Regions from separate parts of the Homo sapiens genome. Here all the other regions are linked to region 2. The links are chromatin loops, found by intact Hi-C in ENCODE. Cell type or tissue: sigmoid colon. All regions are shown on one strand. Each heading gives the region's core, and the rest is flanking DNA. Links, peaks and the distances in the headings are about the cores only.

Evidence for each region. Hi-C counts contacts between places; a loop is a spot of excess contacts. Peaks named below come from ENCODE experiments on the same cell type or tissue, not always from the same donor. Only the 100,000 strongest peaks of a DNase experiment are listed, where the experiment ranks them.
Region 1: it touches region 2 in a loop (2.4-fold over the local background); 2 of 110 quality-filtered maps call a loop at or near these places.
Region 3: a loop joins it to region 2, with 2.0 times the contacts of the local background. A loop is called at or near these places in 3 of 110 quality-filtered maps.

The regions. Positions count from the first base shown.
Region 1 is chr7:74,418,182-74,428,149 of GRCh38, forward strand. No RefSeq gene overlaps it. Among named protein-coding and RNA genes, the nearest start is that of GTF2IRD1, 31 kb to the right of the region's middle. In sigmoid colon, for the core only: no CTCF peak of the experiment used is centred there; no DNase peak of the experiment used is centred there.
Region 2 is chr7:74,509,619-74,519,586 of GRCh38, forward strand. It overlaps GTF2IRD1 (GTF2I repeat domain containing 1), which reads left to right. Exons shown (of 27, transcript NM_005685.4): 3 at 3,212-3,353; 4 at 5,823-5,978; 5 at 8,521-8,704; 6 at 9,791-9,968. Among named protein-coding and RNA genes, the nearest start is that of WBSCR23, 18 kb to the right of the region's middle. In sigmoid colon, for the core only: no CTCF peak of the experiment used is centred there; a DNase peak (open chromatin) is centred at 4,803.
Region 3 is chr7:74,583,623-74,593,590 of GRCh38, forward strand. GTF2IRD1 (GTF2I repeat domain containing 1) reads left to right here. Exons shown (of 27, transcript NM_005685.4): 23 at 6,229-6,306; 24 at 7,203-7,395. Among named protein-coding and RNA genes, the nearest start is that of MIR10525, 7.4 kb to the right of the region's middle. RefSeq lists enhancers at 3,578-4,165, 4,166-4,752, 4,232-4,281, 4,302-4,461. In sigmoid colon, for the core only: no CTCF peak of the experiment used is centred there; DNase peaks (open chromatin) are centred at 3,152 and 3,939; H3K27ac peaks cover 791 bases.

The DNA.
Region 1 (9,968 bases), core at 1,681-6,680, 92 kb before region 2:
AGGACTTGCTGCCTCCAGGGTGGCTCCAGCCCCGTCTAGACCCCCTCCCAGCCACCCTCTCCCGCTGCCACAATTTCCAGCTGGCCCCACGCACAGCTGTGCCTCGGTTTCCCAGCAGCCCCAAGCCTGGAGTTCACCAGGAGCACCTTCACAGCCCCGCACCGGGTCCGCAGCCTGGGGTCCATCATATTCATCACACTCTGGGCCCTGTCCCCCACCCCCAGCTCAGGCCTCAGATCCTGCCTCCAACCCCACACCCCCAGGCCTTTCCAAGTGACCCACACACATGCATGGGCACACACACACAGATACATACACACATACACAGAGACACACATACATGTACACATCATATATATATACACGCACACAGAGACACATATAAACATGCACACACGTACACACATACATGTACACACGTACACACATGCATACACATATACATACACAAACACATACATACACAAACACTATAGACACGTACACAGACACACACAAATACGTACACATACACAAAAACTCATACACATACACAAACACGTACATACACAGACACACAAACACTACAGACACATGTACACACGGACAAATACACATACACACAGACACACATACATGTACACATATACACATGTACACAGGTACACACGCACATACACACGTTACACACAAAGAGATGTATACTCACATACACAAACATGCACATATATACACACAAACAATATACATACACATACACATACACACACGCATATACATGCATATACATCCACACTTGTGCACACATACACACATGCACACACACACACTTTTTCTTCACGGCCTGCAGAGACGCGCCCATCGGGGACTTGATTCACACCTCTCTCCCTAGAGGGGAGTGCTCTGTGTGCACCGCAACATATCTCTAACCTCTTTTTTTAAATTGACAAAAATTGTATCTATTTATGGTGTGCAATATGATGTTTTGAAATATGTATAAAGTGTGGACCAGCTACATCAAGCTAATTAGCATATGCATTACCTCATTTGTCTTTTTGTGGGGAGTGTGCTGAGAACGCTTAAAATCCACTGTCTTGGTACTTTGCAAGTTTAGAACACATTGTTATCAAGGATAGCCACCATGTTGTACTTGGATCTCTTGAACTTAGTCCTCCTAACTGAAATTTTTGTGTGTTTTTTTCCTTGTGTGTGTGTGACAGAGTCTCACTCTGTTGCCCAGGCTGGAGTGCAGTGGTGCAATCAGCTCACTGCAGCCTTCATCTCTGGGCTCAAGCCGTCCTCCTGCCTCAGCCTTCCAAGTAGCTGGGACTACAGGTGTGCACCACCATGCCCAGCTAATTGTTTGTATTTTTAGAGAGATGGGGTTTTGCCATGTTGCCCAGGCTGGTCTCGAACTCTTGGGCTCAAACGATTGGCCTGTCTCAGCCTCCTAGATTGCTGGGATTACAGGCATGAGCCACCACTGCCACCCCCACATCTCTGACTCTCAGCCCAGGGCGTGGCACACAGGTGCCCACGAGTGGCTGTCAGACGGATTGATCAATTCCACCACTGCACAAACTTCCATCTTCAATCTTGCACTCCACCTCAACTGCTCTCCCAGAGCTCCAGACACTGCCAGGTTGCCCCCGCATCCTGACAAACTGTCCTCTTTCTGTACCCTTTCCAAGTCATCTAATTGTCCTCATTTTTGTTTTTTTTTTTTTTTTTTTGTAATTTGAGTTTATTTGACCATCTTGATCCGAAATGTTCAAGCTTTTGGCTATAGTTTTCTTCATTTATTTATTCAATATTTTTTAGTAACTCTATTAATTAATTGATTTCCTTCCTTCCTTCCCTCCCTCCCTCCTTCCCTCCCTCCCTCCTTCCCTCCCTCCCTCCTTCTCTTCTTCCTTCCCTCCTCCCTCCCTGCCTCCTTCCTTTCTGCCCACCCACTTTCTTTCTTTCCTTCTTTCTTTCTTTTTCTTTCTTTCCTTTCTTTCTTTCTTTTTTCTTTCTTTTTCTTTCCTTCCTTCTTTCTTTCTCTTTCTTCTTTCTCTTTCTTTCTCTCTTTCTCTCTCTTTCTTTCTTTCTCTTTCCTCCCTTCCTTTATCTCTTTTTCTTTCTTTCTTTTTCCTTCTTTATTTTGAAGTGGAGTCCCGCTCTGTCACCCAAGCTGGAGTGCAGTGGCGCAATCTCTGTTCACTGCAACCTCTGCTTCCCGTGTTCAAGCGATTCTCCTGCCTCAGCCTCCCAAGTAGCTGGGATTACAGGCATGCGCCACCACGCCCAGCTAATTTTGTATTTTTAGTAGAGTCAGGGTTTCACCATGTTGGTTAGGCTGGTCTCAACTCCTAACCTCAGGTGATCCACCCAGAATTGTTTTCTTTAAAACAACTTTTCTGTACTGGACATGGTGGCTCACACCTGTAATCTGGCACTTTGGGAGGTCGAGGCGGGAGGATTGCTTGAGCTTAGGAGTTCGAGACCAGCCTGGGCAACATGGTGAAACCCCAGGCATGGCGGCACATGTCTGTAATCCCAGCTACTGGGGAGGCTGACGTGGGAGGATCACCTGAGTCCAGGAGGCCGAGGCTGCAGTGAGCCATGATCATGCCACTGCCCTCCAGCCTGGATGACAGAGCGAGACCCTGTCTCAAATAAATAAATAATAAATAAATAAATAAAGCTGTTTTTCTTTCTTTCTTTCTTTCTTTCTTTCTTTCTTTCTTTCTTTCTTTCTTTCTTTCGTTTGTTCTTTCTTTCCTTCCTTCTTTCTTTCTTTTATTTCAGTCCTCTTTACTTGAAAGTTTATCTCTTGTTCAGAAAATAAATATGGGCCAGGTGCGGTGGCTCATGCCTGTAATCCTAGCACTCTGGGAGGCTGAAGCAGGAGGCTCACTTGAGCCCAGGAGCTGGAGATCAGTCTGGGCAACATAGTGAGACACTGTATCTTTTTGGGGATTTTTTGGACAGAGTCTTGCTCTGTCGCCAGGCTGGAGTGCAGTGGCGTGACCTTGGCCCTCGGCTCACTGCAACCTCTGCCTCCTGAGATCAACTGATTCTCCTGCCTCAGCCTCCTGAGTAGCTGGGACTACAGGTGTGCGCCACCACACCCAGCTAATTTTTTTGTATTTTTAGTAGAGACAGGGTTTCACCATGTTGGCCAAGATGGTCTCAATCCCTTGACCTCGTGATCCCCCTGTCTCGGCCTCCCAAAGTGCTGGGATTACAGGCACGAGCCATCACGCCCTGCCTGACCCCCAGTATCTTCTTAAAGAAAAAAGAAGAAAAGAAAAGAAACAAGATATTCTTTCTCCCTAATGCCAGTTCTTCATCTGCGGTCCCCTTCTCTGCACCGTCTCTCTGTCTCCTGGGTGGTCATCTCCATCTTCTCAGACTTACGTCTTTAATGTTTGTATTTTTAATCTTTTAATCCCAGACCTGAGGCATTGATCATCTATCTTCTTAAATCACATTTATTTTGTCACTTTATCATTATTTTAAACCTCTTAACTTTTATCTCTTGTGGAGAGTAACTTTTAAGACCAACTTCATAGCTTTTCATTTTAATTTTGTATTTGCTGATTTTAACTTTGTAATACACATTAGCCCTCTCATTTATAAGGTATTCATCTTATTGGTGCTGCTAGTCTTTTAATTTCTTTTATCTGAACTATTTTTCATGATTATAAAGAAAACTCTTGATTTTAAATCTTTGCTGGCTTTTTTTTTTTTTTTTTTTTTGAGACACAGTCTCACTCCATCGCCCATGCTGGAGTGCAGTGGAGTGATCTTGGCTCACTGCAACCTCTGCCTCCTGGGTTCAAGCAATTCTCCTGCCTCAGCCTCCCACATAGCTGAGAATACAGGCATGCGCCACCACGCCCAGCTGATTTTTGTATTGTTAGTAGAGGTGGGGTTTCACCATGTTGGCCAGGCTGGGCTCCAACTCCTGACCTCAAGTGATCCGCCCTCCTTGGCCTCCCAAAGTGCTGGGATTACAGCCGTGAGCCACCATGCTTGGCCTGGCTCTTTCATATCCTGAGCCTGAAAGTCCTTTTTTTTCTCAGTGATTACTTTTTAATCTTCCAGGCATTCATTCAATCCTCACAAAACTCTATGTGGCCACCCCTGTTTGTGTGTTGTTGTTGTTGTTTTTGTTTTTTTTTAGAGACAGGCTCTCACTCTGTCGCCAGGCTTGAGTACTGTGGTGTAATCATCACTCTGCAGCCTCGACCTCCCGGGCTTAAGCGATCCTCCTGCCTCAGCCTCTTGAGTAGCTGGGACTACAAGCACACACCACCACACACAGCTAATTTTTAAATTTTTTGGCCAGGTGCTGTGGCTCATGCCTGTAATCCCAGTGTTTTGGGAGGCTGAGGTGGGAGGATTGTTTGAGCCCAGGAGTTCAAAGCCAGCCTGGGAGACATAGCAAGACCCTGGTCTCTATGAAAAAAAAAGTTATATGTATAACAGGCCAAGGTGGGCTCTGTTGTCAGGCTGGAGTGCAGTGGCGCAGTCTTGGCTCACTGCGACCTCCGACTCTCAGGTTCAAGCGACTCTTCTGCCTCAGCCTCCCGAGTAGCTGGGACTACAGGTGCACGCCACCACGCCCATCTAATTTTCACATTTTTAGTAGAGACAGGGTTTCACCATGTTGGCTAGGACGGTCTTGATCTCTTGACCTCGTGATCCACCCACCTCAGCCTCCCAAAGTGCTGGCATTACAGGTGTGAGCCACCACGCCCGGCCTTATAATTTTTTAACTTCCTGTAGATATGGGGTCTTGTTCTGTTGTCCAGGCTGGTCTCAAATGCCTGGCCCCAGGCAATCTTCCCACCTCAGCCTCCCGAGTAGCTGGGATTAGAGGCATGAGCCACTGCAGCTGGCTGAGGGAGGGCTTTGGAGAAGAAAGGGCAGAGGTAAAGGGAGAGAAGGACTGGGCAGTGTGTTGAGTGGCTCAGAGCAGCCACTCGGCTCCCTATTCAAGGAGAAGTGTGACATTCCGTGGCAAACTGTGACGAATCCACCTCTCCAAAACCCCGTTCAAGTTTGCTGTTCTCAGAGAAATAGGAAATTCTGCCATCTTGGTTTGGATTCCCCAAAAGCAGAGCCAGAGAATTTGGGTGCCGTGGTTTGGGAGGTGATCCCAGGACACCTGTGAGGAGTGGGATGGGGAAGAAGCCACTAAAGGGGGCATTTATGACCAAGCACGGTGGCTCACACCTGTAATCCCTGCACTTTGGGAGGCCGAGGCGGGAGAATTCGTTTGAGCTCAGGAGTTCAAGACCAGCCTGGGCAACACAGTGAGAACCCATCTCTATTAAAAATTTTAAAAATTACCTGGGTGTGGTGGCTCACACCTGTGGTCCCAGCCACTCAGGAGGCTGAGACAGGAGGATCGCCTCAGCCTGGGAGGTTGAGGCTACAGTGAGCTGTGATCACGCCACTGCACTCCAGCCCGGGTGGCAGAGTGAGACCCTGTCTCAAAAAATAGTAATAGTAATAAATAAAAATTAAAAAAAAATAAAGGCTGGGCACAGTGGCTCATGCCTGTAATCCCAGTACATTGGGAGGCCAATGTGGGCAGATCGTCTGAGGTCAGGAATTTGAGACCAGCCTGGTCAACATGGTGAAACCCCATCTCTACTACAAATACAAAAAATTAGCCGGGCCTAATGGTGCATGCCTGTAATCCCAGCTACTTGGGAGGCTGAGGCAGGAGAATCGCTTGAACCCGGGAGGCAGAGGCTGCTGTGAGCCGAGATCGTGCCAAGCCTGGGCGACAGAGCAAGACTCCATCTCAAAAATAATAATAATAATAATAAATAAAAATAAAGAGTGGGGTTTATGGGCTGGGCATGGTGGCTCGTGCCTGTAATCCCAGCACTTTGGGAGGGCCGAGGCAGTTGGATCACCTGAGGTCAGGAGTTTGAGACCAGCCTGGCTAACATGGTGAAATCCCATCTCTACTGAAAATACAAAAATTAGCTGGGCATGGTGGTGGGTGCCTGTAATCCCAGCTACTCAGGAGGCTGAGGCAGGAGAATTACTTGAACCAGGGAGACGGAGGTTGCAGTGAGCCTAGACTGTGCCACTGCACTCCAGCCTGGCCGACAGAGTGAGACTCTGTCTCAAAAAAAACAAAAACAAACAATCATAAAGAGTGCGTTTATGAGCAGGTGAACTTTGGGGGCAGCTGGGGATGGGTCTGGCTGGGAATCCTCCATGAGGCTGGGGACGGGATGCCTCAGGCTTGTAGCTGGGATGTGTTTGGTTGGCAACTCCACCCCCCAGTGGTTGAGGTTCCCCCGGCATTCAGCCAGACTCCCTCCGAGAGAACAGATCTGTTTCCTCTGTGCCCAGGGTCTGCCACTGTGCCCTGCCCGAAGCAGGTGCTCTATGTGATGCTAGCGGAGACATGGACCTCAGAAGCAAAGTGACTTCAGATCCCCAGGTGCCTTATGGAGCACCAACAGTCACTTCAGCCCCACACAGGGAACTCCCGGGGAAGGAGTCGTGGGTCACATAGGGAAGACAACACAGTCCCTGCCCTCTGGGAGTGCCCAGCCCTGCTGAGGAAAGGTGACCTGTGTCAGCGCCCACTGGCCAGGCATCATGCCTGTGTCCAGCACATGTGGAGTTATTAAGGTCCCCCTATAATCTGTAATCCCAGCACTTTGGGAGGCTGAGATGGGAGGATCGCTTGAGTTCAGGAGTTTGACACCAGCCTGGGCAACATAGCAAGACCCTGTATCTAAATAATAATAATGATAATAATAATTTTTTTAAAAAAGGAAATGCAGGTATTCAGGGACAGCCAGTCCTGTTTGCCCAGCTCTGTGCCAGGCCACATATGGGACTAGGAGGCACAGGGGCTGAGAAAGAAAGGGACATGGCTGGGTGCAATGGCTTAAACCTGTCATCCAAGCACTTTGGGAGGCCAAAGTGAGAGGATCACTTGAGGCCTGGAGTTTGAGACCAGCCTGGGCAACATAGTGAGACCCGTATCTACAAAAAATAAAAAATTAGGTGTGCATGGTGATGTCCACCACTAGTCCCAGCTACTTGGGAGGCCGAGGTGGGAGGATCACTTGAACCTAGGAGGTCGAGGCTGCAGTGAGCTGAGATTGCACCACTGCACTACAGCCTGGGTGACAGAGCAAGACTTTGTCAAGAAAAAGAGAGAGAGAGAAGAAAAAAAAGAGGGAGGGAGGGAAAGAGGGAAGGAGGGAGGGAGGAAGAAGGAAGGAAGGGAGGAAAGGAAGGAAGGAAGGAAGGAAGGAAGTCCATCCTAACTCTTTTTTGTTTTTTTTCTTGAAACGGAGTCTCACTTTGTCACCCAGGCTGGAGTGCAGTGGCTCGATCTCAGCTCACTGCAAACTCCACCTCTCAAGTTCAAGCAATTCTTGTGCCTCAGCCTCCCGAGTAGCTGAGATTACAGGCATGCATCACCATGCCCAGCTGATTTTTTTTGTAGAGACGGGGTTTCACCATGTTGGCCAGGCTGGTCGCGAACTCCTGACCTCAAGCGATCTACCCGCCTCGGCCTCCCAAAGTGCTGGGATTACAGGAGTGAGCTGCCGTGCCCGGCAACTTCTTTTTTTTTTTTTCTTTTAATTGAGATGAGGGTCTCGCTATGTTGCCCAGGCTGGTCTGGAACTCCTGGGCTCAAGCAATCCTCCCACCTTGGCTTCCCAAAGTGCTGGGATTACAGGCGTGAGCCACTGCGCCCAGCCTCCATACTAACTCTTGATGAAGCCACAGTCCAGGGAGGGAGATGGGAGCTTCCTAGGAGAAGGGAACCATCTGAGAGGCTCAAGTCATGTGGTCAATGGAGACAGGAAGGGAGGAAGTAGCTCAGAGAAGCAAGAAATCTAGGATGACTTCCTGGAGGAGGCAGGTTGAGGCTGACATCTGGAGAACAGAATGGAAATGTTTCCTGGTGGCCCCAGCCCTCAGGGACCATGGCCCTGGCTTGCCCCACTTTTCCTCTTCTTGTACTCCCGTGAGGATCTGCTTTCCCCAAATACTCCAGGAGCTCGTAAAGCCTACATGATCCTGCTGTGTGAGATACAGGGACCAGGTCTAATTCCAGCACTGAAGCCCTGAATGGCCTTGGGCAAATGTCTCCCCTTCTCTGAGTCTCCATGTCCTCATCTGTTAAATGTGCTCATCATGCACTTTACCCTTACACATTTGTTGTGGGGCTAAGGAGATCATGTGTGGTTTCTGAGCCAGAAGTGAGCAAAGCTCTGTAGTGATCACACCACCCAGCCCCCTTAATTCACTGATAGGGAAACGGAGGCCCAGAGAGGCAAAGGTCACCGGGACAGCTACATCAACTTTCTTTTTTTTTTTTTTGAGACAGTGTCTCACTCTGTTGCCCCGGCTAGAGTACAGTGGCGCAATCTAGGCTCACTGCAACCTCTGCCTCCCAGGTTCAAGCAATTCTCCTGCCTCAGCCTCCTGAGTAGCTGGGACTACAGGCACGCACCACCACGCCTGGCTAATTTTTTTTGTATTTATAGTAGAGATGGGGTTTCGCCATATTGGCCAGGCTGGTCTCGAACTCCTGACCTCGTGATCCACCCACCTCAGTCTCCCAAAGTGCTGGGATTACAGGCGTGAGCCACCGCGCCTGGCTTTACATCATCTTTCAAGCCCTGGCTCAAAGGCCCTTTCTGGTGCCTCCAGGCCAAGCTGGTTGCTTCTGGCTTTGCTGTTTTTGTTTTTTTTTTTCTTTTTTGAGACAGAGTCTTGCTCTTTTGCCCAGGTGGGAGTGCAGTGGCGAGATCTCAGCTCACTGCACCCTCCACCTCCCGGGTTCAAGCAATTTTCCTGGGCTCAATCAGGCTCCACAAGCTGTGCCTGCGACTGAGCCTCCGGAACGAAGGGAGTGTGCCCTTCTCCTGAGAAGCTGGGTTTCTCCCAGGGTTGGTGGCGGGGAGGTGGGGGGGTCCCAACCTGGGGAGGTGGGGGTTGCTGTCTTCTTTGGCACCTCAGAAATGTTAATTGAGGGAAATTATGCAAAGGAGCCTGGATTGGAAATGCTCATTTGGACCTCAACAAGGTGGCTACGTTAAAAATAGCAAGAGGGGCTGGGCGCGGTGGCTCACGCCTGTAATCGCAGCACTTTGGGAGACAGAGGTGGGTGGATCGCTTGAACCTGGGAGTTCGAGACCAGCCTGGGCAAAACCCTGTCCCTCCTAAAAATTAGCTGGGCGTGGTGGTGCGTGCCTGTAATCCCAGCTATTCAGGAGGCTACTCAGGAGGCTGAGGCGGGAGAATCACTTGAATCCGGGAGGCAGAGGTTGCGGTGAGCTGAGATTGTGCCACTGTACTCCAGCCTGGGCAACAGAGCGAGACTCTGTCTCAAAAAAAAAAATGTCTAGAGGAAGGAGTTAAGTTTGGGATTGGAGAGAGGATGCCAGGCCCTTTGTCCTATGAGGTCCAGGCTCCTGGGCCCCTGAAGGGTCATCAGGCCTTGCAGCCTGAGCATGGACCCTGGCTCTAACAGTCTGTGACCCCCACTGCACTCCTGCCCGCTCTAGTTCCTGCGGTACGGCCCTTTCACATTGTGGACACCCAAGCAACAAATCTAACAATCAGATTGGTAGCTGACACCTGTAATCCCAGCACTTCGGGAGGATCACTTGAGCCCAGGAATTCAAGACCAGCCTGGGCAACAGAGACCCCCGGTCTCTACAAAATAAAATACAACAATTAGCCGGGTGTGGTAGTAAGTATGTGTATTCTCAGCTACTCGGGAGTCTGAGGCCAGAGGATCACTTGAGCCTAGGAGGTGGAGGCTTCAATGAGCTGAGATCACACCACTGCATCCAGCCCGGGTGACAGAACAAGGCCCTGTCTCATATAAAAATATTTAAAACATTTTTTTAATCAGATATGACCATGTCAATACTCTGTATATAACCTGCTAAGGCTCCCCATTGCCCTCAGGATAAAGCCAGGCCTCTTAGTCC
Region 2 (9,968 bases), core at 1,929-6,928:
CAGAGAGGGTAGTACCTTGCCCAAAGTCACACAGCATGACCAGTTTTGTTTTGTTTTGTTTTGTTTTGTTTTTGAGACGGAGTTTCGCTCTGTCGCCAGGCTGGAGTGCAGTGGTGTGATCTCGACTCACTGCAACCTCCGCCTCCCAGGTTCAAGCAATTCTCCTGCCTCAGCCTCCCCAGTAGCTGGGACTACAGGCCCCCACCACCACACGTGGCCAGATAATTTTTGTACTTTTAGTAGAGACCGGGTTTCACCATGTTGGCCAGGATGGTCACAATCTCTTGACCTCGTGATCCGCCCACCTCAGCCTCTCAAAGTGCTGGGATTACAGGCGTGAGCCACTGCGCCTGGCCCAGCAAGACCAGTTTTTAGAGCGAACTTCTGGGTACAAAGTCTCCCCGAAAAATAAAGGACCTCCTTCAAGCTGTTCCTGCTGTAGGTGGCTCAAGGGCTGCTTAAGTGGTGTTTGGGGCAGCGGTGGGAGACACCCCTGGAAAAGGGGCTGGGTGCCACACTCTCTCCATGATGACCCCTCCCCTATGCAGAGTGACTTTCATGAGGAGGGGGCCCCAGGAGCTCAGCCCTGTGTCCCAAAGTACTGTGAGCTTGGCATTGATGGAGGTGTGGCTGATGTGGGCAGTGATGGGCGATGCCATGGCCACTAGTGACATGTGGCTATTTGCAATTTTTTTTTTTTTTTTTGGAGATAGGGTTTTGCTCTGTCACCCAGGCTGGAGTGCAATGGCGCGATCTTGGCTCACTGCAACCTCCGCCTCCTGGGCTCAAGTGATTCTCCTGCCTCAGCCTCTGGAGTAGCTGGGATTACAGGTGTGCGCCACCACACCTGGCTAATTTTTTTGTATTTTTAGTAGAGACGGGGTTTCACCATGTTGGCCAGGCTGGTCTCAAACTCCTGACCTCAGGTGATCCACCTGCCTCAGCCTCCCAAAGTGCTGGGATTACAGGTGTGAGCCACTGCCCCTGATTCATTTAAATTCGAATTCGTTAAAACGAAATAAACAACTCAGTTGTTCAGTTGCACCAGCCTCATTTTACGTGCTCAGTAGTCAGAAGTGGCTGGTGTCTATGGATTGGACAGTGCAGAGGTAGAATGTTTTCATAGTCATAGAAAGTTACACTGGGTTGGCCAGGCGCAATGGCTCACGCATATAATCCCAGCACCCTGAGAGGCTGAGTGGGGCAGATCACTTGAGGCCAGGAGTTTGAGACCAGCCTGGCCAACATGGTGAAACTCCATCTCTACTGAAAATACAAAAATTAGCCAGGCATGGTGATGCATGCCTGTGGTCCTAGCTATTCGGGAGGCCGAGGCAGGAGAATCGCCTGAGCCTGGGAGGCAGAGGTTACAGTGAGCCGAGGTCGTGCCACTGCACTCCAGCCTAGGTGACAGAGCAAGACTTTGTCTCAAAAAAAAAAAAAAAAAGTTCTACTTGGCAGCAGTGGTCTAGTGAGTGTTTCAGAGCCTCCTTGGAGGAGCACATGACCCTATAGTTATCCTAGCAGTGCGAACAAGACAGGCTCCCCCGTCCCTGGGCCTTTTAAGGGTTTCCTGAGGGACCCTATGGGTGACAATGATATTTGCTTAGCAGTAACTTAAGTCCAGCCTCCTCCAAATGCTAGGGTCTTTTGGTGACCTGTAGGGAGGGTGGGCTGAAGGGATGTGCCTTCGTCACCCGCCCCCAATCTCATCCTCTTCCCCACCAGCTCTGGGTGCCTTTAGGTGGGTGAGTTTTCTGCCATGGTCTCGGCGTCTTCAGCTGAGCGGTGACTGTGGGATGAAGCAGCTCTTTCAGCTGTGATGGATGAGAAACAGCTGGATTTATTTGTTTTATTTTTTGTTAATAGTCTACAGTGTTCCCGCGCAGAAAGGGAACAGCAAGCTTTTGTTTTCATCTTAGAAGAAAATGAATGCCCTGTGTTTTAATTTTCCAGTAGGGACCCTGGAGGACAGGCTTCCTGGCCCCACGCCGCGTGCACCTTCCTAACCAGAGCGACTCCAGGCTGGGGCTGGCACAATAGGCAAGATTATGGCCCAGAGAGGTTACCTGTCCCAGGCCACGCAGCACAGAACTGCGTTTGGAAGCCAGACTTTATAGCTGCCAGCACTACCTGACTCAGATGAAAACCAGCATTTATTAGACACAACTGCCTGCCACAGGCTTCACAGTCAGGGTTTTCCTGGTGGGGTAGGTCAGAGACCTGAGATGCTGGTGGTCTTGGTTGTAGGGACCCCCTACATTAAGGCCTCTGGGCTATGGGGCTGCAGACCTCGACTCTGGGGCCATGAGGATAGCCAGCTGCCTGTATACCCATATAGGGTGTCCCAGTTTAGAGATCTTTTTCCTCCAACCATTGAATCCCCATACCCAAGCCCAGTGGCACTGTGGAACTGGGCTGCTTGTCCCCAATTCTATAGACGTGGAAACTGGCCACGCAGAGTGGCTCACGCCTGTAATCCCAGCACTTTGGGAGGCTGAGACGGGCAGATCACCTGAGGTCAGGAGTTTGAGACCAGCCTGGCCAACATGGTGAAACCCCATCTCTACTTATAATACAAAAATTAGCAAGGCGTGGTGGCGGGCGCCTGTAGTCCCAGCTACTCGGGAGGCTGAGGCAGGAGAATCGCTTGAACCTGGGAGGCAGAGGTTGCAGTGAACCAAGATTGTGCCACTGCACTCCAGCCTGGGCGACAGAGTGAGACTGTGTCTCAAAAAACAAAACAAAACAGATGTGGAAACTGGAGCCCAGAGGAGGGACGTGACTTGCTCAAGTCCCACAGCAGAAGTGGCCGAGGTGGGATTGCAGCCCCAGTCTGTCCAGTCCCCGCCTGTCCTGCAGTTCTTCCCACCTCCTCCTCATCCAGGACTTGAGAGGGGCCAAGAAAACCCAGCACGGCATTGTCCCTGGGGCTGGGGCTAAGGGGGGCCTACCCCAAGGAGGAGGACCTTGGAGGGAGGAGCAGAGGACACTTGTCCTCCTCCACCCCCCATCGCCAATGCCTGCAGGGCCATTTCATTCAGTCCCACTACAGAATCTGAGACCAAGAACAGTAGAGGGGCCGTCTGTCCCTGGAGCTGCTGCTGGGGTCTCAGGCAGCTGGGAGCTCACATCCCACCCCCGAAGTGGATACTAGAGGTGTTCGGAGTATGGGGAGCCCTTCCGCTCACACAGCCTGCCCTTCCCACAGTGCTCAGCGCTGTCCAAACTGAACGCCGAGGTGGCCTGTGTCGCCGTGCACGATGAGAGCGCCTTTGTGGTGGGCACAGAGAAGGGGAGAATGTTCCTGAATGCCCGGAAGGAGCTACAGTCAGACTTCCTCAGGTTCTGCCGTGAGTACCCCAGGGCTCCGGAGGGCCGGGCCCGCCATTTCCCGAGGGCAGGCGCTCTAGCCCATCTCTGGGTCCCCAACCCTGTCTAGCCAGGGTGGCGGTGTGTGGGGAGTGAACCTAACAAGCTAGGTTGTCTGAGATTCCCGATGTGGTGTTATTGAGGCAGCCCCTGAGTTGATAGAGACTGGCTGGGTGAACCCCAGGGTAGGCCAGAGCCAGCCACTTCCATCTGCCTTTTCCAGATGGGGACACCAAGGCCAAGGCTGCTGCTCAGTTCTTCCTCTTAACTATGTATTCCTGAACACAAGGACCAAATGCACTTATGCCAACACAATTTTTTTTTTCTTTAAATGAGACAGAGTCTTGCCCTGTCACCCAGGCTGGAGTGCAGTGGCACAATTTTGGCTCACTGCAACCTCTGCCTCCCAGGTTCAAGTGATTCTCCTGCCTCAGCTTCCCGAGCAGCTGGGATTACAGGCACCTACCACCACGCCCAACTAATTTTGTATTTTTAGTAGAGACGGGGTTTCACCTTGTTGGCCAGGCTGGTCTCGAACTCCTGACCTCAGGTGACCCGCCCACCTCAGCCTCCCAAAGTGCTGGGATTACAGATGTGAGCCGCCATGCCTGGCCATGTTCCAATAAGATTTATTGAATGCCTGCTGTACATAGCATCTTTTCTGATGCTAACTCACCTACCCTGACATCAACCTGAGGGGGCAGGCACTGTCATGGCTATAGTCAGGGTTAACATCTTAGGCCAGGTGCAGTGGCTCATGTCTGTAGTCCTAGCACTTCGGGAGGCTGAAATGGGAGGATCACTTGAGCCCAGGAGTTGGAGACCAGGCTGGGCAACATAGCAAGGCCTCTGTCTCTACAAAAAATTTAAAAATTAACCAGGCTTGATGGTGTACACCTGTAGTCCCAGCTGCTTGAGAGGCTGAGGCAGGAGGATCACTTGAGCCTGGGAGTTCAAGACTACAGTGAGCTACGATGGCACCCCTGCACTCCAGCCTGGGTGACAGTGAGTCCCCATCTCAAAAGAACCATGGTATAGCATGAGGTTAAGAGAACGGGCCGCCTGGGTCCACAACTGCTGTGCCTCAACCCACTCATCTGTGAAAGGGGAGGACGGGTGGGTCTGAGGGTTAAACGAATTGGTACCTTGCAAGCACTTAGGGCAGTGTCTGGCACTTGGTTCACACTCAATAGACACCAGCTGTTGTTACTATTATTAGTATTCACCTCACACCCCTAAGATCAGCTGTTTCAGGGAAGGGCATCCCCCAGCGCTGGGCCTAGCATTACTGGGGTGCAGCCGCATCCCCAGCCAGCCCCCCACCCCCCTCAGCCCTCAGAGCCTAGACCTTCTCCAGGGCCAGGATGGGGGACTGGGCCGGGTAGAATGGACAGCAGCAGGTCGTGTGGCACCCCAGCCGCCCAGAGCCTGAGGCGGTGCACCTGCCTTCTAGAGCCACGCAGAGCCGCTATTTATAGCACCAGGAACTCGGCTGGTTTATTTCAAGCTCCGCAGATCCCAGAGGAGAATAGGCTCCAAGCTGGGAGGGGGCCGCAGGCCCCTCCTCTCATCTCCTTTCCAATGCAGCTTCTAGAACATTCCCCAAGGATCCACCAACACTCTCCGGTCCCCACCCTGGCCCAGCCTGGCATGAACCTGCTGTTTGCAACCCACGGCCTCCTTGGAGCAGGGGTTGGGGGGTGCCTCCCAACCCTCTGCCGGAGGGTTTTCTCTCCCTCCGGCAGAGCAGAAAACGGTGGCATAGATTGGTCAAGACAGTGTTCGTGTCAGAGCACAGAAAGGCATGGATGGGGCCGGGCATGGTAGCTCACACCTGTAATCCCAGCACTTTGGTCAGGAGTTCGAGACCAGCCTGGCCAACATGGTGAGACCCCATCTCTACTAAAAATACAAAAATTAGCTGGGTAAGGTGGCAGGCGCCTATAATCCCAGCTACTCGGGAGGCTGAGGCAGGAGAATCACTTGAACCCTGGAGGTGGAGGTTGTAGTGAGCCAAGCTTGTGCCACTGCACTCCAGCCTGGGCAACAGAGCGAGACTCTGTCTCAAAAAAAAAAAAAAAAAAAAAAATAGAAAGACACAGATGGAACATTCATCGAACCTCAGTTCTGAGCTGGAATAGCTGGCCTCCCGTGAACATTCACAGACTGAGGCTCAGAGAGAGAAGGGACTAACCCAAGGTCACACAGCAAATTAGAGGTGACCAGAGGTGAGGCCCAGCCCTGGGAACTCTGAGATGACCAGCCCTGGCCCTCAGTGGGGTGGTTGGAATAGGGCTTGCTCACTCATTAATTCTTCATTCATTCATTCACTTGTGTATCACATTGTGTGCCAGTCTCCGCAGCTCAGCACAGGGCAGCGACATCCCAGCTCGAAGGCCGGGTGGTGAGACGGGTGCTCACTGTGGCCTCGCGTGCTCTGTGTCCCACAGGAGGGCCCCCGTGGAAGGATCCGGAGGCAGAGCACCCCAAGAAGGTGCAGCGGGGCGAGGGTGGAGGCCGTAGCCTCCCTCGGTCCTCCCTGGAACATGGCTCAGATGTGTACCTTCTGCGGAAGATGGTAGAGGAGGTGTTTGATGTTCTTTATAGTAAGATCCTTCCTCATTCCATTTGGGGGCCCCAGGGAGGGTGGGAGCCTCGGTCCCCACCCAGCAGAGGGGGCCCCCTCCTGTCCCACTATGGGCCCTGGGCAAAGCCGGACCCCAAGGCATGGGGCTACTGGCTACCCCAGCCCTTCCTCATCTCTGCATTCCCAGACACAGAAGTTCTGCTCCAGCCGTTTTCCAAACCTCCACCCCTACTGTCCCTGCCCTGGCTCAAGTCACTGCCACCTCTCGCCTAGAAATAGCCCCAGGCTTGCCACGGTCTCCCTGCTTCCAGACCAGCTCTCTACACCTGCCCTGCAACCAAGGGTATCTTCTCAAAGCACAAGTCTGATCATTAATGAAGCTCTTCTCTCCACAGCCTTCGGGGGCTCCCCATCACCCTGAGCATGGCACAGGGGCCCACACACCCATCCTCATCCCCTCCACACCTTCTTCTCCCACTAGGTGACAGGGCCCTACTGACCTCTCTACAGAACCACTTCCAGTTCTCCAGCACTCGCTGGTGCATTTCACATGCCCTGGACTTCGCGCTGTTACATCTTTTGAGACTGCCTTTCCCCTCCTGTGTCTGGCAGACACCTGCGTGGCACTGAGGCTCTGCTCCTGGAAGCCCCCTCACAGTGGGTTTAGGCCCCTCTCTTGGCACCCACAGTGCCCTGTCCCCTCTCCAGCCCAAGAGCTCTCCAGAGTCAGGGGCTGTGTCTGCCCTTTCTAGCTGTCTCCAGCCTACAGTTCAGAGCCCAGCAACAGCAGGTGCTTGGAGAATGTTTGTTGAATGACTAAGTGAAGGCTGATTGCTCAGCCATGTCTTTCCTGCAGGAAGAGGAGACCTGGCCTCCCTTGGGAAGCGTCAGGTTGCAGAGGGCCTCAGGGCCCCAGTGGTGGTCTTCACACGCCCTGGGAAACATCGGGCAGGTCCCTTTGGTGCTCAGGGTCCCACCTCATTCATTTCTGATTTGGCTTTATCCCTTCTCCTACTGTAGCCTTTGGTTTTATGGAGCAAAGGTCTGTGAGGAAACTTCTGCTGTTCTTATGTCAGAAGGAGGGGTACCCAGAGGCCCTGGGTGGTCACACTGGCCACCCTGGGATGGGGGACTTGCCACGCATGGTTGGCTGTGCCTCTGTCGACACTTTTGCCAGCTGCAGGGCCCCGCGCCCCTGCCCGCCTTGCCCTGGCCCCCCTTGTCCACTTTGGGCAGAATTCAAGGAGGCTATGAGAGGATGGGCCTCTTTCTGGCTCAGGGTGGGGGCTGTAGCATGGAGGTGACAACAGATATCCCAGTGCCCAGTCCTCAGTCCCCAGCCTGCCTCCCCTCCTCTGTGCCCCCGAGCCCCCATCTTTGTTCCTGCGTCTTCTCAGTCTGTCTCTTTCTCCTCTCTCCTGTCTTTGTTGTTGTTGTTGTTGTTGTTGTTGTTGTTGTTGTTTTGAGATGAAGTTTCACTCTGTTGCCCAGGCTGGAGTGCAATGGCATGATCTCGGCTCATTACAACCTCCCCCTCCTGGGTTCAAGCAATTCTCCTGCCTCAGCCTCCTGAGTAGCTGGGATTACAGGCACCTGCCACCACACCTGGATAATTTTTATATTTTTAGTAGAGACGGGGTTTCACCATGTTGGCCAGGCTGGTCTCAAACTCCTGACCTCAAGTGATCCACCTGCCTCGGTAATCCCAAAGTGCTGGGATTACAGGCGTGAGCCACCACGCCCAGCCTCTCCCATCTTTTTCTCAATCCCCTATTTTTGCTCCCTCTCCACTTCCTCTTCTTCTTACTTTCTCTCCCCCCTCTCGGTCTCTCTCCCTTCCTCCCTACACCTTTTTTTTTTTTTTTTTTTTTTTGAGATGGATTCTCGTTCTGTTACCCAGGCTGGAGTGCAGCGGCTCACTGCAACCCACCTCCCGGGTTCAAGCGATTCTCCTGCCTCAGCCTCCCAAGTAGCTGGGATTACAGGCATGCACCACCACACCCAGCTAATTTTTGTATTTTTAGTAGAGACGGGGTTTCATCATGTTGGCCAGGCTGGTCTCGAACTCCTGGCCTCAAGTGATCCTCCCTCCTCAGCCTCCCAAAATGCTGGGATGACAGGCGTGAGCCACCACGCCCAGCCCTTATAGCTTTTTCCTTGCAGCCTGGCTCATGCAAGTCCCCACTTCTCCGTCTCTTCTGCCCTCTTTTCTCCTACCGGATTGTCTGCCTCTGCTCTGTCCTCTGGGCCCTTGAGTCCCCGATTTCCCCTCCAGCCAGGTGCCCAGAGTGGAGAGGGGCTTGGTCGGGGAGGGCAGCAGGGAACCTGCTTGGTGGGGGAGCCCCAGCCCCCCAGATGCAGACAATTGGGCCTTGTCCACACCACCCACCCCCAGCCTGCAGGCGGTTATTCTGCACAAAGTCTGCAGTTATGAGGGGTCCATGGGAACCCCGCACCAAGGGGAGCCACTCAGCACTGCCCCCACTCTGGGGCACAGCAGCCCCGACCCCAGCCTGGCTGCCCTCTCATACCAGGCCCCTCTCCTGGACTCTCCCCTACAGGCGAGGCCCTGGGAAGGGCCAGTGTGGTGCCACTGCCCTATGAGAGGCTGCTCAGGGAGCCAGGGCTGCTGGCCGTGCAGGGGCTGCCCGAAGGCCTGGCCTTCCGAAGGCCAGCCGAGTATGACCCCAAGGCCCTCATGGCCATCCTGGAACACAGCCACCGCATCCGCTTCAAGCTCAAGAGGTGAGTGAGGTAGCCGGCCCGGGGCTGGGCTGGGGCTGGGCCAGGGCCGGGTCAGGGCCGGGGGCTGGAGGCCACTTAGCCAGAGGGGAAGGGACTTGAGATGCCCGTGGGGGACCCTGGTGGTGAAAGCTCCCAGTCTGATGGTGGAGGTGAAGTGAAAGCGAAGTCATAGAACAGGATCTGAGCCAGGTCATTAAGCCTTGAAGTCTTCCCAGGGAAGTTGCATTGCAGAGAGACTTGAAGAGACATGACTTGGGACAAAATAGCACCAAAGTGGTCGGGTACAGTAGCTCATGCCTGTAATCTCAGCACTTTGGGAGGCTGAGGTGGGAGGATCACTTGAGGCCAGGAGTTCAAGACCAGCCTGGGCAACATACCAAGACCCTGTCTCTGCCAAAAAATAAAAATAAAAAAAATTACCCAGGTGTGGTGGTGCACACCTGTCATCTCAGCTGTTCAGGAGGCTGAGGCAGGAGGCTTGCTTGAGCCCAGGAGTTTGAGGATGCAGTGAGCTGTGATTGCGTCACTGCACTCCAGCATGGGCAACAGAGCAAGACCCCATCTCTTAAAAAAAAAATATGGCATTTTAGGTGTCAGAAACGGGAGAACCATGTCCTGTGCTTGCTCAGGTTGTAAATCTGGGGTTAATTAGGGATCCAGGGGAGATTAGGTTGTTGAGGCTGGTCTGAGGCAGTACCAGTTGTCAGGAGAGCCAAGAAGGCAGCCTGAGGGCTTAAGGTTGAACCCATCTCTGCTAAGTGCCCCAGGCAATGCAGAGGCAGGAAGGGGAGGGGTGCAGCAGGAGACAGGAGGCAATCAACCGCACCTGGCGGGATCTGAACAGTGGATTGGAGCAGAGGGGCAGGGCCCAGGTCCTCCGGTGGCCTAGCTCTGTGGCCCTGGGCACACCATTCCCACCTCCGAGCCTGCATCCCCACTTGTGAAGTGGAAGAGCAGCTCCTGTCCTGCCCTCCTCATGGGGCTGTTATGTTCTGCAGAGGGCAGGGATGCGGGGTTTTCGGGGGAAGAGCTGCAATGTGTGAAACAGATGTACAAAGCTGTCCATGTGTCCTCTCCTTTACTCAGGCCACTTGAGGATGGCGGGCGGGACTCGAAGGCCCTGGTGGAGCTGAACGGTGTCTCCCTGATTCCCAAGGGGTCACGGGACTGTGGCCTGCATGGCCAGGCCCCCAAGGTGCCACCCCAGGACCTGCCCCCAACCGCCACCTCCTCCTCCATGGCCAGCTTCCTGTACAGCACGGCG
Region 3 (9,968 bases), core at 1,721-6,720, 74 kb after region 2:
CCCACCACTTCTGGTCCACCGCCTGGGACCTGTGCCCCATATAGAATTGCCATAGTATCCTATCGACTGCCCCGTAGTGTCACTCCTGGTTAGCTGCAGCCTGGTTTAGGGTTGCACTTCTTCCCAGACCAGGCAAGACTTGGAAGGAAGAGGGGAAGTTTCCTGATTGGCTAAAGCATGTTGAGCACCTGAAATCACAGGATACTACAAGTTTCCTTGTGTCTTACTCACCGCTCACAACTGCCTTGGAGGTCCGTGTGATGAGCCCCAGCGTGCAGATGAGCCCACATCCTTGGAGCTTTGGGCCCCGTGTGGTGGTCACCTCCTCTGGGAAGTCCTCCCTGACTCCCAGCTGGGTCAGGATCCCTGCTATAGACCCCCGTGGGCCATGTAAACCAAAAGTGCCTGAAACAGGTCTCAATCAATTTAAAGATTTATTTTGCCATGGGGGAGGACACAGCCAGGAAAAAGAGACTCAAGCTGCAATAGGGTCTGTGGCCTGTGCTTTTTTCCAGAGTTTTGAGGACTTTGGTATTTAAAGGGGAAAGAGGGCCTGGGTACGGTGGCTCACAGCACTTTGGGAGGCCAAGCCAGGTGGATCACCTGAGGTCAGGAGTTCGAGACTGGCCTGGGCAGCATAACAAAACCCCATCTCTACTAAAAATACAAAAAATTAGCCAGGTGTGGTGGCGGGTACCTGTAATCCCAGCTACTCTGGAGGCTGAGGCACGAGAATCACTCGAACCCGGTAGGCGGAGGTTGCAGTGAGCCAAAATCATGCCACTGCACTCCAGCCTGGAAAACAGGGAGACTCTGTCTCGAAAAATAAAAAAATAAAGGGGGAAGAGGAATAGTTAATGATGTATTTATCCTGTGCTCAGTAAATCTGCCTTTTACATAAGATAAAGTAAATAGAGTAGAGGAAGTCATATAGGCATTTGTCTTGGGTAGACAGAGCAATGATTTCTATTCTTATCTTTGTCCCCTGCCTGTGAAGATAAGCTGTGAATTTACATGGCCAGGGTGAGGGAGGCCACCAGGGGAGCTAGGTGGCCTTCTATCTTGCAGCCATCTGTTTAGGAACAAAAGGCTATTGCGTGACTCAGTTCCCAAGCTTAACATTTCCCTTTGGCATAGTAAGTTTGGGGTCCCATGTTTTTTGTTTGTTTGGGTTTTTTGTGTGTTGTTGTTGTTTTGAGATGAAGTCTCGCTCTTGTCCCCCAGGCTGGAGTACGATGGCGCGATCTTGGCTCTCTGTAACCTCCGCCTCCCAGGTTTAAGCGATTCTCCTGCCTCCGCCCCCGGAGTAGCTGGGATTACAGGCACCTGCCACCACGCCTGGCTAAATTTTGTACTTTTAGTTGAGACGGGGTTTCACCACGTTGGACAGGCTGGTCTCGAACTTCTGAGCTCAGGTGATCCACCCACCTCGGCCTCCCAAAGTGCTGGGATTACAGATGTGAGCCACCGCGCCCAGCCTGTTTGGTGTTTTTTTTTTTTTTTTTTTTGAGACGGAGTCTTGCTCTGTCGCCTAGGCTGGAGTGCAGTGGCGCAATCTCAGCTCACTGCAACCTCCACCTCCCAGTTCAAGGGATTCTCCTGCTTCAGCCTCCTGAGTAACTGGGATTACAGGCATGCACCACCACGCCCAGCTAATTTTTTGTATTTTTAGTAGAGACGGGGTTTCACCATGTTGGCCAGGCTGGTCTGGAACTCCTGACCTCAAGTGATCCACCTGCCTCGGCCTCTGAGAGTGCTGGGATTATAGGCGTGAGTCACCGTGCCCGGTCTGGGCCTCGTCTTTGAGAGGCCTGCTAAGCTTCTTTCTGTCCTGCAGGTTTCGTAGAGCTCTGACTTTGAGTCTCGCTCTGTCCCGACACAGGAGAAGACAGAGGTGTGGCATTGTGGGCTGAGAGCAACAGATTAGAGGAAACTATCTTAAAGATTAAGCCTTCTTTCTACAGCTACTGTAGGGGAGCCTGGGCATGGTGGTTCACGTCTGTAATCCCAGCACTTTGGGAGGCCGAGGTGGGCGAATCACCTGAGGCCAGGAGTTGGAGACCAGCCTGAGTAACATGGTGAAACCCCATCTCTACTAAAAATACAAAAATCAGCCAGGTGTGATGGTGGGTGCCTGTAATCCCAGATACTCGAGAGGCTGAGGCAGGAGAATCACTTGAACCCAGCAGGCAGAGGTTGCAGTGAGCCAAGATCGCACCACTGCACTCCAGTCCAGCCTGGGTGACAGAGCAAGACTCTTCCAAAAAAAAAAAGAAAAAGAAAGAAACTGTAGAGGAATCTGAGACCTCAGGAAACCCAGGGCTCATGGTAGAGTGGAAAGACCAGGGCTTTGGGGTTGACACAGAGTACTCCTGGTGCTTAGAGGCTGTGTGACCTTGGGCAAGTTTCTTTACCTCTCTGAGCCTCTGTGTCTTTGGCTGCAGTGTCTAGGAAAGCATCTGCACACAGTGATGTGTGTGATCCAGGCCATCCTTTCTCTGTTCTGTGCATGCATGGCCATGCCTGCTGAGAATCCTGCCACCAAAGATTCCTCAGTGGCATGGGGACAGATGGAATGTGCTGTTGCTTCCCTGCAGGCTCTAGGAGCTGGTCCTTGGGCCCAGGACTCCATCACTGTTGTCTGCATGGATTTGGACAAGGGTGGCCTTGATTCTTCCCACATCCTAGTCCTGAAAGGAAGGCCCGTGTTGGGTCACAGGAGAAGACGAGGGTTCTAGGGGATGTGGAGCGTGGGGTCTTTGTGTGGCTGAATTAGAGGCATTACTCCACGAGATAGGGACACGGGAGGAGGACGTTGTCTGGAATGGCTGATGTTTGCAGTGTCTCTGGGCACGCAGGGGGGCTGGCGGGCCGTGCCTGAAGACAGATCAGCAACTCAGAGATGTGCAGAGATTGCTGAGTGTGGGTGTGGACGGACCAGGCCAGGGACCTGCAGGGTTTGGGAGGACCTGAGGTGGTGGGTGTTGGAGCCCTGGGAAAAGGAGGAACCAGGCCAAGCAGGTGCCCAGCCTCTGTCCTGTGGGAAGCTCCCTGCTCTTTGGGGCAACCCCCACATGGGGAACAGGGCCTCCATTCTGGCAGCTTGCGCACGGGAGGCCAAGCCACCCAGACGGGGTCAGCAGACTCTAAGCAGCACAGAGCACCACGCCAGGAGATGCAGTTCCCAAGGCAGCCTCCTAAACAGAAGTGAGCTCTTCCCAGAGTTTTCAAGATTAAAAGAGCCAGACACAGTGGCTCACAACTGTAATCCCAGCACTTTCGGAGGCTGCGGACAGGAGGATCGCTTGAGCTTAGGAGTTCGAGAACAGCCTGTGCAACAGAGAGAGACTCTCTCTACAAAAAATTTTAAAAAAACTTAGTCTGGCATGGTGATTCATGCCTGGAGCCCCAGCTACTTGAGAGGCTGAGTGGGGAGGATTGCTTGAGCCAAAGAGTTCAAGGCTGCAGTGAGCTATGATGGCACCACTGTACTCCAACCTGGGAAACAGGGTGAGACCCTGTCTCAAAAAACAGGAGTCAGGCTGGGCACAGTGGCTCACGCCTGTAATCCCAGCACTTTGGGAGACCGAGGCAGGCAGATCACCTGAGCTCAGGAGTTTGAGACCACCCTGGCCAATATGGCAAAACCCCATCTCTACTAAATATACAAAAATTAACCGGACGTTGTGGCAGGCGCCTGTAGTCCCAGCTCTCAGGAGGCTGACGCAGGAGAATGGCTTGAACCTGGGAGGCAGAGGTTGCAGCGAACCGAGACCGTGCCACTGCACTCCAGCCTGGGCAACAGAGTGAGACTCTGTCTTGGAAAAACAAAAAGAAAAAAAAACAGGAGTCATTTTGCTCCAAAGACCCATCAGTCTGCTCTGCCCTGAATCATCCGGCCCTGGCTCCCTGCCTGCGTCTAGCTCCACCCCACAACATCTCACCCTTACCGAACCCGCCTGCCCCAAGAGGCCCAGCCCATGTGACCCCACGCTTCTCAGAGAGGAGATTTCCTGTTGGACATGCAAACCACCCTTCCTGCAATCCCAGCCCCGTCCTCAACCCTGGCACAAGCCCACAGGCTGCTGCAGAGCTCTGCCCCAGACCCCATCTCCAGCCCAACCCCCACTCAGCCTTACAGCCCAGCTCAGGCCCCATCTCCAGGGCTAACTGACTCCAGCAGCTCCTCTAGGCTACAGGGAGGGGAGAGCAGAGCACACCAGGGCTCAAGCAGCAGATAGGCCGTGACGGTTACCTGGGCAGTGAGCAGGGAGAATGCACGGCCCCCACACTCCCAGACACGGTCTGTTTCCCATTCACAGACCTTGGTCAGCGAGCGGTCAGGGGATTTCCAACAGCCCAGCACAGTGACACCGGCCCCTGTGCATGGACCCCACTAGGCCCATCAGTCATCTCCCCTGTACCACCCCAAAGTTCAGCCACTTCCAGGACATGGGATCTTTTTCTTTTTTTCTTTTCTTTTCTTTTTTTTTTTTTTTTTTGAGACGGAGTTTCGCTCTTGTTGCCCAGGCTGGAGTGCAGTGGCGCGATCTCAGCTCACTGCAACCTCCGCCTCCTGGGTTCAAGCAGTTCTCCTGTCTCAATCTCTTGAGTAGTTGGGATTACAGGTGCCCGCCACCACACTCGGCTAATTTTTGTATTTTTAGTAGAGACGGGGTTTCGCTATGTTGGCCAGGGTGGTCTCAAACTCCTGACCTCTGGTGATCTGCCAATCTCAGCCTCCCTCAGTGCTGGGGTTACAGGCGTGAGCCACCGCACCCAGCCAACACAAGATCTTTCACGCTTGAGTGCCTATGCATGGCTGGTCCTTCTGTCCTGGTGGCTTCCCACTGCCACTCCGTCCTTCACAAACTCCTACCTGCCTTTTTGGAGCCCATTTTTTGTTTGTTTGTTTGTTTTCATTTTTGTTTGAGACAGGTCTCTGTCTCCCGGGCTGGACTGCAGTGACGTGATCTCTGCTCACTGCAACCTCCACCTTCCAGGCTCAAGTGATTCTCCTACCTCACCCTCCTGAGTAGCTGGGACTACAGGTGCCCGCCACATGCCCAGCTAATCTTTTTGTATTTTTAGTACAGACGGGGTTTCACCATGTTGGCCAGAATGGTCTCGAACTCCTGGCCTCAAGTAATCTGCCTGCCTCTGCCTCCCAAAGTGCTGGGATTATAGGCATGAGCCACCATGTCAGGCCTTGAGAGCCCATTCAAGCATCCTTCTCTCTTGGGGGAGGTCTCCCCAGACTTGCCCACAGAGGGTGGGCACCCTCATTCATGCCCCTTGTCTCCTAAGTGTGTCCTGTTGTACTTTAGTGACCAGATGACACCCCCTCTGGCTGGGAGCCCCTCAGGGAAGCAGCCCTGCCTCTTCTCTTTAGGTTGTTTTGTGCCCAACACAGGGCCTGTGCTGGGGACACTGATAAAAAAATGTGGGATGGGCTGGCCACCGTGGCTCACATCTGTAATTCCTGAACTTTGGGAGGGCAAAGCAAGAGGATCACTTGAGGCCAGCAAGAGGATCACTTCAGCCTGGGAAACATAGCGAGACTCCATCTGTACAAAAACTTTAAAAAATTAGGCATGGTGGCACACATCTTTATTCCCAGCTACTCAGGAGGCTGAGGTGGGAGGATCACTTGAGCCTGGGAGTTGGAGGCTGCCGTGAGCTATCTATGATCCACTGCTGCCTTCCAGCCTGGGTGACAGAGCAAGACCGTGTCTCAAAAAAAGAAAAATGGATGGAGGGACAGACCAATAACTGATGCTAGAAACCAGCTGCAGCCAGGCACAGTGGCTCACACCTGTAATCCCAGCACTTTGGGAGGCTGAGGCGGGTGGATCACCTGAGCCAGGAGTTTGAGACCAGCCTGGGCAACATGGTGAAACCCCATCTCTACTAAAAATACAAAAATTAGCTGGGCATGGTGGCACGTGCCTGTGATCCCAGCTACTTGGGATGGTGAGGCAGGAGAATTCGCTTGAACCCAGAAGGCAGAGGTTGCAGTGAGCTGAGATCACGCCACTGCACTCCAGCCTGGGCAACAGAGCGAGACTCTGTCTCAAAAGGAAAAAAAAAAAAACAGCTATATAGGAGTGGGTCGGCCCTGCAGAGAATGTAATGTTTTGGCAGATCAGGGACGCCTGGTGGGAGAAGCAGCAGGTCCAGTGGCTAAGCTGGTGCCAACTCTCATGCCCCCTTGTCTTCCTCTTGTAGATGAAGATGACGCCAACAGACTCGGGGAGAAGGTGATCCTGCGGGAGCAGGTGAAGGAACTCTTCAACGAGAAATACGGTCAGTGCCTGTGGTCAGGGTCAGCACACCAAGCCCTCCTCCCGGGGGTGGTGGGGGGCCTCCCTCTGCAGCCAGCCTGGCTTTCAGGAGCCCCCAGCTGGCTGCCTGCTCCCTGGTGACATGGCTGCTCTGCCCATGACCCACGTTTTGTGTATGTTGATTTTTTTTTTTTAAACAGGGTCTCACTCTGTTGCCCAAGCTGGAGTACAGTGGCGTATCTCCGCTCACTGCAGCCTTCACCTCCTGGGCTTAGGTGATCCTCCTGCCTCAGCCTCCCAAGTAGCTGGGACTACAAGCATGCGCCAACACTCCCGGCTAATTTTTCTATTTTTAGTAGAGACAAGGTTTCACTATGTTGCCCAGACTGGTCTTGATCTTCTGGGTTCAAGCGATCCTCCTGCCTTGGCCTCCCAAAGTGCCAGGATTACAGGTGTGAGCCACCATGCCCAGCCTGTAGGTCTTGATTTTTTTTTTTTTGGAGACAGAGTCTCACTCTGTCGCCCAGGCTGGAGTGCAGTGGCGGGATCTCCACTCACTGCAAGCTCCACCTCCTGGGTTCACGTCATTCTCCTGCCTCAGCCTCACGAGTAGCTGGGACTACAGGTGCCCGCCACCACGCCCGGCTAATTTTTTTGTATTTTTTTAGTAGAGACGAGGTTTTACCGAGTTAGCCACGATGGTCTCGATCTCCTGACCTCGTGATCCTCCTGCCTCAGCCTCCCAAAGTGCTGGGATTACAGGCGTGAGCCACTGCGCCCCACCAGGGTCTTGATTTTTAAACTCTCTGGGTGTGATGGCTGCTGGGCTAGGGCAGCCCAGACTCCAGCCCTTTCCCTAGAGGGCTTTGCCATTGACAGGAGACATCTTTCCTCACTGTGACTTCCTGTGCCCTCTAGGTGAGGCCCTGGGCCTGAACCGGCCGGTGCTGGTCCCTTATAAACTAATCCGGGACAGCCCAGACGCCGTGGAGGTCACGGGTCTGCCTGATGACATCCCCTTCCGGAACCCCAACACGTACGACATCCACCGGCTGGAGAAGATCCTGAAGGCCCGAGAGCATGTCCGCATGGTCATCATTAACCAGCTCCAGTGAGTGCCCGGCCTCTGGAACGGGGAACAGAGAGGGCGAGGCCATGGGGAGGGTGAAAGTCAAGGTCACGGTGGGTCAGCTGGGATCCAGACCCAGGTGTACTGTAATAGTTCCTGCCTCTTTCTCCTGAAACATACAACTTCAACAGTCATGGACATTTACTTATTTTTAAAGATTATTTTTTAGATATTACATTTGTTCTCTGGGGAAAAAACAAAACATGTTTTAATTAAATTTGACTTTTTCTGACTATACAATTCTGATTTTTAACATTTAAATATAAATATGTTTATTTAAATATGAATATTTATTATATATTTTAGAATAATTATAATTCCATAGTCTCAGTGATTCTCTTTTTTTTTTTTTTTTTTTTTTGAGACAGAGTCTTGCTCTGTCACCCAGTCTGGAGTGCAGTGGCACGATCTCAGCTCACTGCACGCTTCACCTCCTGAGTTCAACCGATTCTCGTGCCTCAGCCTCCCAAGTAGCTGGGATTACAGGTGTGCACCATCACACCGGCTAATTTTTGTATTTTTTTGGTAGAGATGGAGTTTCACCATGTTGGCCAGGCTGGTCTCGAACTCCTGACCTGAAGTGATCTGCCCGCCTCAGCCTCCCAAAGTGCTGGGATTACAGGCGTGAGCCACTGCACCCAGCCTGCATTATTACTATTATACCGTATATCCTTACAATCTTTTGGGTTTTGGTTTTTGTTTTGAGACAGGGTCTCACTCTGTTGCCCAGGCAGGAGTACAGAGGTATGATCATGGCCCAGTGCAGCCTCAACAGGGTCTCACTGTATTGCCCAGGCTGGTCTTGAACTCCTAAGCTCAAGTGATCCTCCCACCTCGGCCTCCCAAAGTGCTGAGGTTACAGGTGTGAGCCACCACACCCAAACCTGGGTGGCCCAGTTTTTTTTTTTTAATACAATAGATTATTTGATTATTTTCAGAATAATACACACAGCAACCTGGAAAATACAAAAAGATAGAAGAAAAGAAGATAGCTGTAACTCTCCTACTGAAAGTCAACACTGTGATGCATTTCTTTATATTTTTAAATTATTATTTTATTAATATATTATTACTTTCTTTTTGAGATGGACTCTCGTTCTGTCACACAGGCTGGAATGCAGTGGTGTGATCTCAGCTCACTGCAACCTCCACCGCCCAGGTTCAAGCAATTCTCCTGTCTCAGTCTCTCAAGTAGCTGGCACTACAGGCACACGCTACCACACCTGGCTAATTTTTTTTTTGTATTTTTAGTAGAGATGGGGTTTCACCATATTGGTCAGGCTGGTCTCAAACTCCTGACCTCAGGTGATCCACCTACCTCAGCCTCCCAAAGTGCTGGGATTACAGGCATGAGTCACCACACCCAGCCCCCCCTTTTTTTTTGTATTGCACAGGCTAGTCTCGAACTCCTGGGCTCAAGCCATCCTCCCATGTCGGCCTTTCAAAGTGCTGGGATTATGGGGGTCAGCCACCACACCTGGCCTGTGGTGTATTTCTTTCTTTCTTTTTTTTTTTTAAGATGGAGTTTTGCTCTTGTTACTCAGGCTAGAGTGCAATGGCACGATCTCAGCTCACTGCAACCTCCACCTCCCAGATTCAAGCAATTCTCCTGCCTCACCCTCCCGAGTAGCTGGGATTACAGGCATGTGCCACCACCCCAGCTAATTTTGTATTTTTAATAGAGACAGGGTTTCTCCACGTTGGTCAGGCTGGTCTCGAACTCCCGACCTCAGGTGATCTGCCCACCTCAGCCTCCTAAAGTGCTGGGATTACAAGCTTGAGCCACCGTACCCGGCCCGCCTTCAATGTTATATTATGTGTTTTGTTTCTTCGTTTTTTTGAGATGAGGTCTTGCTCTGTCGCCCTGGCTGGAGTGCAGTGCCGTCATCTTGGCTCACTGTAACCTCTGCCTCTTGGATTCAAGCAATTCTTGTGCCTCAGCCTCCCAAATAGCTGGGATCACAGGTGCCCGCCACCACACCTGGCTAATTTTTGTATTTTTGTAGAGACAGGTTTTCACCATGTTGGCCAGGCTGGTCTGGAACTCCTGACCTTAAGTGATCCGCCCACCTTGGCCTCCCAAAGTACTGGGATTACAAACATGAGCCACTGTGCCTGGCCTACATGTTTTTTTAAAATTACGATAATATTTGCGTGTGTCAAAAAAAAACAAATTGTTCAAAATCAAAAAGTGGAGGTTTCCTTTCTCCCACAGACAGTTCACCCCCTGAAGTAACAACTAGAAAATGCAGGAAAACGGCCAGGCGTGGTGGCTCACGCCTGTAATCCCAGCACTTTGGGAGGCCGAGGTGGGTGAATCACCTGAGGTCAGGAGTTCGAGACCAGCCTGACCAATATGGTGAAACCTCATCTCTACTAAAAAAAAAAAAAAAAAAAAAAAAAGATACAAAAATTGGGCCAGGCACAGTGGCTCACGCCTGTAATCCCAGCACTTTGGGAGGCCGAGGCTGGCAGATCACAAGGTCAGGAGATCACAACCATCCTGGCTAACATGGTGAAACCCCGTCTCCACTAAAAATACAAAAAACTAGCCG